Linked DNA regions of Homo sapiens: region 2 is linked to region 1. Evidence: read pairs that join two places in POLR2A ChIA-PET (ENCODE). Cell type or tissue: A673. All regions are shown on one strand. Each heading gives the region's core, and the rest is flanking DNA. Links, peaks and the distances in the headings are about the cores only.

The links. ChIA-PET counts read pairs that join two places held together with the same protein. Peaks named below come from ENCODE experiments on the same cell type or tissue, not always from the same donor. Only the 100,000 strongest peaks of a DNase experiment are listed, where the experiment ranks them.
Region 2: POLR2A ChIA-PET joins it to region 1 with 6 read pairs; 1 of 35 experiments calls an interaction of 5 or more read pairs at or near these places.

Annotation. Positions count from the first base shown.
Region 1 is chr1:229,692,675-229,697,066 of GRCh38, forward strand. No RefSeq gene overlaps it. Among named protein-coding and RNA genes, the nearest start is that of URB2, 69 kb to the left of the region's middle. RefSeq lists an enhancer at 2,238-2,739. In A673, for the core only: no CTCF peak of the experiment used is centred there; DNase peaks (open chromatin) are centred at 707, 1,027 and 1,827; H3K4me3 peaks cover 940 bases; H3K27ac peaks cover 2,327 bases.
Region 2 is chr1:230,230,186-230,234,577 of GRCh38, forward strand. All of the region lies in intron 3 of GALNT2 (polypeptide N-acetylgalactosaminyltransferase 2), which reads left to right. Among named protein-coding and RNA genes, the nearest start is that of GALNT2, 170 kb to the left of the region's middle. In A673, for the core only: no CTCF peak of the experiment used is centred there; DNase peaks (open chromatin) are centred at 1,736, 2,336 and 2,916; H3K4me3 peaks cover 1,636 bases; H3K27ac peaks cover 2,761 bases.

The DNA of each region.
Region 1 (4,392 bases), core at 207-4,206:
TACAGGCATGCACCACCATGCCCAGCTAATTTTTAAATTTTTAGTAGAGACAGGGTTTCGCCATGTTGGCCAGGCTGGTCTTGAACTCCTGACCTCAGGTGATCCACCCACCTTGGCCTCCCAAAGTGCTGGGATTACAGGCGTGAGCCGCCACACCCAGCCTATTATTTATTATTCTAACCTGTGTTCCAACACACTTCAATGACCTGCTTGTTGAATGGCTTTCAGAAGGGAGGCTTTGCCTTTCTTCCTGGGATAGAGTCATCTGAGTTTGTCTTGGCTCAGTTCTAAGTGACTGGTCTCTTTACCTGTCATCCCCATTGCCAGCTTAGATCTAGGCAGCATCCCATGAGACTCAATCCTTCCTGGAATCAGATGAGTGGACAGTGGGGTGGGCCCTGCCAGCCCAGCCAAACAGTCAGATCCTCTCCCTGAGGATCTGGAATAGGGATGCTTCCAGTTCCGGGGACTGACTTGATTAGCTATAGGTTCCAAGTACAGTTATGTAGAGTCAAGTTTCATGGTGAGGCTTACTTAGACAAAGCAATAAGCAAACTGAAGTTGTGAAGGAGCAGAAACCCTGAACAGCAAGGGGAAGCCAGCCCATAGGGAGGATATGGGAGCAGGTGTACAGAGAGAAGCCAAGATGAGAGATGATGTGGCTTGAGAAACGGTTGCCATTCATTCTCTGGTTCCCTGGAGACCCAGCTGCACTTCCTACAGCTGGGTTCTGTTACATCGCTCTGTGTCTTGTACAATAAACCTTTTGCTTGAGCTGGCTTGCGTGGGTTTCTGATCCTTCAACAAAAACTTCCTGTGATTCTAGCAGTCCCAAATCGATTTCTCCCCAGATCTTTCAGCTGACATGATTTCTTCCCCTTTTGTTACCTAGTCTATGAGAATGAAGGAGATTCTGTCGGCATCAGTGATTTTCTTTTTCCAGCTATTGCAAAGGTATTTTACATTTGCTAGGGGTTAGAGGCAATGACTCGGTACTTTCTCCAACACAGGGGGAGCAGATTCATCGGTGAAGTCAATGATGGCCACTTACAAGCAGTTCCACATAAGCAGTGTATTGTAACACAGAAGTATTGAATAATTGAAAGCATAACCATACTAATAGGATCTTTGCCTGGCTACATGATAGCCATGAGAAATATCAGACCACGAGCCAGGGAGACAAGGTGCATAGTTCCAACCTTGCCTCTAATTGGCTGCGTGATTAAAGGCATCAGGGGCGTTCAGTGCACCTTGGGGTTTCAGCGGCCTCCTCCCCTTGCTCACAGGCTCAAATGAGACAAGGTATATGAAAGCAGTTTGAAAAGGTACAGAGTGCCTTACCCTGAGATATGTGAAGGACTATATTTAGTTACTGGGAGCTGGAAGGGCCTAATGTCTTTCCCACATGTCCTATCAAAGACACATGTGCAGGACAGCTGGTGAATACAGATCGGTGAAGTGCTGACCCTGGCTGTGCTTTGGAATCACAGTGGTGCTTTACAGACCCAGAGGGGCCGCCTTACCCAGTCTCTCTGAATCTGAAGCTTCTTGAGCAATGCTTGGCAGCCAGGGCTGAGAATCTCTTCTGCTGCCCTGTCTCCAAGTTAGGCGCCGAACTCTGGGAGTCAGCAGGCCTATGTTGGCTTCTGACGCTTGGATGTCCCGCCCAGCCCCTGGAGGTCAGAGCCCAGTGAAGAGACAGCAGGAGCCAGAGCCCCAAGCTGAGCACAGACACTTACTCATCCTCCCCCTCGCTGGCCACACTAATGGGAATAGTTGGGAGAGAAACTCTTCAGTGCTAACAGGCTGCAGCTGCTGTTGTGGCAGCAGCCAGGTGGTGAGTCGGCACAGTCGATGCCTGGCTTAATTTGCAGCAGGAAGCGGGGCTGGGGACAGTCTGCTTCCTCTGCCTCTCTTTGTCCCCAGCAGAGCCCTGCCTCCTGGTGAGCGGTGCAGCTGGGAGAGGTAATTGGATTTGATGAACATCTAGCTCTATGGAGACAGAACACTTTAGGTTTTCCCATGAAGGTCAAAGGCAGGCCAGATAGTTTTAAGATTTGACCTCTGGCATCTGAAAAGACAAATAATGGAATTTTTTTTTTTTTTTAGTGAGTTTGTGGTTGAAATTTTGGCTATTTCAAATGGGTAGGAGGGTACACAAAATGACTGAATTTAACCCCTGAGAATAAATTCTGGACTGATCTAGAATCTTCTGGAGAATGGCCTGGCCCTTCCCACCTCTCTAGCCTCATGTCTTACACCTCACGGATACACTGGCATCTTCCAGGCACGGGCCCACCCCACACTTCCACTTCTGGAAATGTGTTTTTTTCTCTGTATAGGTTGACTTTATCCTAACTACCCATTTTGCTGGGCCAACCCCTGTATATCCTTCCAAACTCAGTTTGAGACACTTTTCCAGGCAGGTGCTCTGCCTCCTCCCTGTGTGAATTTGCATCATAGAAGATCCTGTGTGCAGCTTGCTTGGATCCCTTCTGCCATGCACTGCTGCAGAGGGGGCAAATACTGAGCCGCTCCAAGTCACATTCTCTTTGCATCTAAGATGGGACTAGTAATACCCATCCCTTAATGATGTGGCAAGGATGAAGTTGACTCATTTGTACCCAGTGTTTAAAATGCCATCTGATAGTTAGTAAATGTTTGAATAATTGAAAGCATAACCATACTAATAGGATCTTTGCCTGGCTACATGATAGCCATGAGAAATATCAGACCACGAGCCAGGGAGACAAGGTGCATAGTTCCAATCAACAAGTGATTGCTACTGTTCCTCTTCTGGGATGACAGGTTTCCACATCTGCCTCCGGGGACTAGCTCAGGCCCTGCACTTAGTGTGGGTCCAGTAAGGGTCTGACAAGGACTACTTGAGGGAGAAAGAACCTGATAAGTTTCTTAAAATCATCAATAATTATAATCCGTTTTTTTGAGCTGATTGTCATTTCTGCCCAATTATTAGGCAGTGCTGTAATGTATGCAAACATAACATTTACATAATACTTTCTGTGTAAGTGGCATGTTCTAAGTAGAGTAACTTAATATAGTAACCCTATGAGCAAGTCTTATTAACTTTAATTTCATCATTTGCAGTTTGCAAATGAGGAGCAGCCTGGTTCCGGAACTGGTGGCTCTGATCGCTACACCACAGTGTAGTTGCTAGAAATGCAATGAAAGCTCATCCGAGTGAAAAAGGCCCAGCCAAGCTCAGGCCCCTGGAGGCCAGAATGGAGTGGGCTTTGGTCTTGGATGGGAAGCACGTCTGTCAGAGAAGGCAGCACAGTTCAGGAAAATACCCCTGGCCAACATTCTCAGATGAAGCCCCTCAAAACAAGCAGCTTAGGAAGCTCACAGGGCAGAGGAACAAGTGTGCGGGTGGACAGGGCTGGGCAGGGAGAACAGAGCCTTAGTGCCCTCCCCTGGAGGAGGCACAGAACCTCCCCACATGGTCCTCCCTTAGCCTCAGTCACCAGCTGAGAGAACAGCCTCTTAAAATTGCACCCTCTGCCTGCCTTTGTCTCCCATTTTGTGACCCTGAGAAGTCAGGCATCTCTCTCACAGTGTCAGTGTGGCTTTAGAAACGCTGTTTTGTGTCCTTGTTGTTGTGTGCACTTTTTGTGGACACCTATGCCCTGGAAGGTGCCCCAGTCGCATGTTGTATTAACTGCGTCTTTTTATTTTCTGTATTCTGATGCTTTGCTGTTTTAGGGCCTTGCTGTCTTGGCGGGAGTCCCCCCTCCCAGGGCTAATTACTAGAGAAAGTCAAGGGCTGGCCTGAGAGCGCACCTTTCATATGCAAACCAACCAATCTAGAATGCCTACCAGCGACACTTCCTCTATTGCACTTACACTCCTGACCAGGCCATGATTCCCTGCCCTCATCACCCCAGGGCCAGGTAGCAAACAACTAGGCACAGTCCCTATACCCCAGAGCTTGCTGAAATTACTCAGACAAGCCAATCCTCAACCCGCTTGCCCTGTTTTGCATGCTCTTTCCCTTGGAAACCACAATAGAGAGCCTTGCCCATGGTTTTCCCCTCTCCCTCTGTCTTCAACCAACTCTAGTGCTTGCCTGTGTGCCCCGTGTGGAGGAGTGAGTGCCTCCTCCTCTTGGTAATTGCAACAAGCCACCTTATCAATGGCAGTCTTCTGATCTGTTGGCATCATCAGACCTGAATAATGATAAAATCTACATTTCAAAACATATATGTATTGCCCTAGAATTGCGTTTGGGAAAAACTCAAACTGTTTCTGTCAGGCCTCTGAGCCCAAGCCAAGCCATCGCATCCCCTGTGACTTGCACGTATATATATGCCCAGATGGCCTGAAGTAACTGAAGAATCACAAAAGAAGTGAAAATCCCTGCCCCGCCTTAAC
Region 2 (4,392 bases), core at 197-4,196, 540 kb after region 1:
AAGACTTGCCCCTCAGCTTTGCAAACCCAGAAACTTTTTTTTTTTCTTAGTTTTTTGCCTGCAGATGAAAACTAGGTTTGTATCTCAGGGGCAGACTCAAACTCAATTTACAAATCGAATGTATCCAGACTGCCAGTATGATAATTTGTAAATACATAGCACAGTAATCAGGACCTTGGAAATACCACGACCTTGCATGATCCTCGTGTTGTTTGTCCTGGAGTTTTTCCACGGGAACCTGAGCCACAGCCCAAATGCCTGCTCATAGACACGCAGTTAGACGTAGCTGCTGTGGAGACCAGCATTTCGGAGCCCCATTGCCAGCAGATTTGCTCCTACACAGGACTCCAGTCCTAATCAGAACACACAACTCCCTTAGAGGGACTCCACTGGAAGTGCCTGCCTCCTTCAGGGAGGAACTGAGCATGCCCCTTAGCACTGGATACCCAGAAAGTGCCTGTGGAGGCTTGGCATTGTTTATAACTTTCCTTTTTTATTTTTGACAGTATCTATTCCCCATCTCTTCCGTGATAGAATCCTGTCTTTGTGTAGGCATAAACTAATGCTTACTTAATAATCAGTTAAGTTGTGTAGTATTTTCCTTACAAAATCCGAATTACAAGGGCAGTTCAGGGAGATGGTGCATATTCATCTAGGAGTTTTTCCTTCCCATGACCCTCTGTTTGGTCTTCGTGGCTATCTCATAAGAAGTGTGGTCTTACTGTTGGCCACATCCCCTCTCTGGGCCTTGTAGAGGTTCTTGAACTCTCCTTCTTAAAGAGAGTTTATTTAAATATGTTTCCTCATCTTCTCCCACCTTTGCATCTCCTGAGCCCTTCTTGCAGGCCTGGGAACCCTTGTCCCTTTAACTGACAGTGTATTCTCTACTTGGAGCCGCTGCTGCATGTGGACTTGGAAGATGTCTCAGAGCCTGTCTCATCGGCTGCCTCTCCAAGTTGCTAGAGAAAGCTCCACTCTGACCTCCCAGTCACCATTGACACACAGCTGCCAAATGCAAATTATAAGCCTGCATTCATTAAAGTGACCTTGACAGTTTTCAGAGTCCTTTTTCACACGTTTTTATTTGGTGTTCCCAATAATCAGGCAAGATCGTCAGGGCCATTTTCACAGATGAGGAGTGATGTTAGTTGTCACACATTACACAGTAACCAAGGTTACCAAGGGCCCTTTGCAAAAACACTAGGTCACCTGGGGTGAGGGTGGGGCATGGCCTGCCCAGGGTAGAGAAGGAAACCTATTTCTTTGTTCCTCCCAACACCGTGAAACAGCCTTCTGTGTTATTGGACAGAAGCTGGAGCTTCCCAGTCCAAAGAGCTTGCGTTTGGTTATTTCATCAATGTCTTGATCAAGCCCAGGTATAACGTCTGCCCTAAAGACAGAGTCATTCTTCTACCCTGAGAGACTCTCTATACAATGTGGTGGTTTAGATTCACCAGTTTTTTCCATTTCCAGCTAACCAAGAGTTCAGGTACTGAAAGCCATCTAATCTCAGAGAAATTTAAAGCTAAATAAAGGATTCTTAAAACAGATCTTTACATGTCCAGTTTTTAAAGCCTCCATTTTACCGAACAGGAAGTTTGCAGAATGATCACATTAGCACCAGAGCCTTGGACACTCAAGTGAACTTGAGCCCACAAAGTCAGCCCGAAACCCCGCCCACTCTTCTCAGAGTCACTGCTTCTAGCCTGCGTCGTCTGGTAGAACAAACCTTACTGCACACTGTTCCTGCCGCTGACTTCAAATAAACTGCAGTTTCTACTCGATTCCCAAAGAAAGCTCAAGTATGAAAGTGCCCCTGGCAGCCAGCTCCCCTGTTGAGTTACTATATTGGGTGTTCTTTCACTAGTTCTGGAGTAGTGAAGACTGGTTGGCAGGGATATGGCTCTTTAAATACAAAATTTATTCTTTTTCTTTTTAAAGACATGTTTCAAGCCGACCCCACCTTCTTGGCTCAATGTGAGGACTTATTATCTAAATTCATGTACATACACACACTCACTCTAACTCTGGGATGTAAAATATTTCTTAGTTTTTACTTTTTATCTCTCTTTGCCTTAAAAAATGGGATCCCTCTTAAGTTTCCTGAATGCCAGTTCTCAGCAAAAATGGATGCCTTATGAATATGTAGATGAATTTTAATAAAATGATACGAATGCAGCAGCTCTGCGTGTTCTGAAAAACGTTTCCAGAGCCCCGTGAGACTTTCAAATGCTCCTGGGAGATGAGGCTTCCTGCAGAGAAAAGGAAACCGAGAGAATAGGACATGATTGGATCGGTTCCGTTTACTATGATGTAGCATGAAAAAATGCTGCCTTATGTCTCTTTTTAAATTCTCCTATAGCTGCATAAGCTCATGTTCAGTAAGTCATTCAACCTAGGTCTGCTCGTCTCAGCAATTCCCGCTGTGTTAAGTGGGACCTAATTGCAGAGGATAGCTGCCTCCTAACGCGGAGTCCTTATTTCATTAGCATTACAGATTGGGTTCTTGGGAAGGACATTCTTTGGTAATTTGTTTACAGATGAAGTCTTGCAGATTCTCACTTCCTTAATCTAACAATCTGCTAATTCTTAAAATTGGAAAAAAGAAAGAAAAACCAGCCTGTCAGTCTACTTGTCAGGAAAGACTTAGATGTCAGGAGCTCTAATGAGGTGCGATATTAATTCCTGCCTGCTTTTTTCCCCCAGACAACCGTGAACAGTTTCCCCCCAAAAACTAGTATATTATGCAATTTCTCATGATTAATTAAAACAATAACTATAATAAAAGAAGCCCATTTTGTGATTCTGACCTAATTGCTTTTTAATTGCACTGCTTTTCATGTTTATTTTCAAAATTCACTTCTCTGAAGTAGTCACGAGGGAAAACGAGTGTCTGTTGAGCACTTTCTCTGAAGGTGCGGCCATTGCTGTGAAATTGCTGGTCATTGTTTGGCAGCTGCTAGACCATCCACTTTAGTTCTTAACTCCTTAAATGTTTTTAGCGATGGCTGAGTTCCAAATATATATATTTTTAATCTATCTCCTTCGTCCACTGATTTCCCATCTGAGATATTATCTCTAATTTTGGGGGCAGATAATTCATGGCTCTGGCAAACAATATTAAGAGCTACAGTGGGCTTATATTAGGGCCAGGCACAGTGGCTCACGCCTGTAATCCCAACACTTTGGGAGGCCAAGGCAGGCAGATCACGAGGTCAGGAGTTCGAGACCAGCCTGGCCAACATGGTGAAACCACGTCTCTACTAAAAATACAAAAATTAGCCAGGCATGGTGATGGGCACCTGTAGTCCCAGCTACTCGGGAGGCTGAGGCAGGAGAATCGCTTGAACCCGGGAGGCGGAGGTTGCAATGATCCGAGATTGTGCCTCTGCACTCCAGCCTGGGTGACAAGAGCAAGACTCCGTCTCAAAAGAAAAAAAAACCTACAGAATAATTTTTTTTTAATGTATTGGTCCCCTGGAAGGCATAAGAGTGAAGGGAATGTTTCCCTCCCCATCTGAAGGTTTGAATCTTTATGTCAGCTGAAATAAACTGACAATAGATTAATAAATTTGTTATTAATGTGCAAATGTGCACAGGAGCCACACAAAATATGAGACTCAAAGAAGGGCCAGATGGTTGAAGCTTAAATACTCTCTGCATAGGGGAGAGGCAAGTGAGGGATGTAGGCAATTTTAGAAGAGTAAATGATGTTTAGGGGAGATGATTAGGATGGAAATGCAGACAATAGCCGGGAACAAATTTCCTCCACAGGGTCTCGGGGAGGTGGCAACAAGTTATGGGAAGGCGAGGGGCAGAACTCTATTGTGAACAGAGGTTATTTTATCATGCAGATAAATCTCTCAGGTGACAGCCTTTAGAAGAATAATTGAAAGAATACGTGAAAAGGCTCTCCAAGAGTGGGGTCTTGGTGTGGGCTTTTAGTTTCTTCTGCTATATGAGTTAATCTCTGGTTAATGTAGATTCCAGAGAGGGGGTCCAAGACAATTGCACATCTTCTGGATGAACTTCCCTCAGTCAGATAAGAGAACTTGAGACAAAGTCCCTCCCTGTGCTTCTGAAGGGAAGTTGGAGGGGGTGGGGAGGAGAAGGTCAGAGAGAGACCTTGGTTCTGAGGCTTATTTCTGAGGTCTGTGAATCTCCTTCTTTCAAAGCACTCAGCATGCCAAAGCAATATAATTTGGGGTATCATTTTCGGAGCCCCAGCAAAGATTTTCTGCTGCTTCAATTCCGGTGCCAGTGTGTTTAACTGCTAGAGTTGCAGGAACATTGTGCAGATAATAAATGCCAGCATGGAGGAAACCTTGGCATGGGACAGACAAACAGGCCCCTCTTGCCGCCTCACAGGCAAGACTGTTCATCCTCAAGACC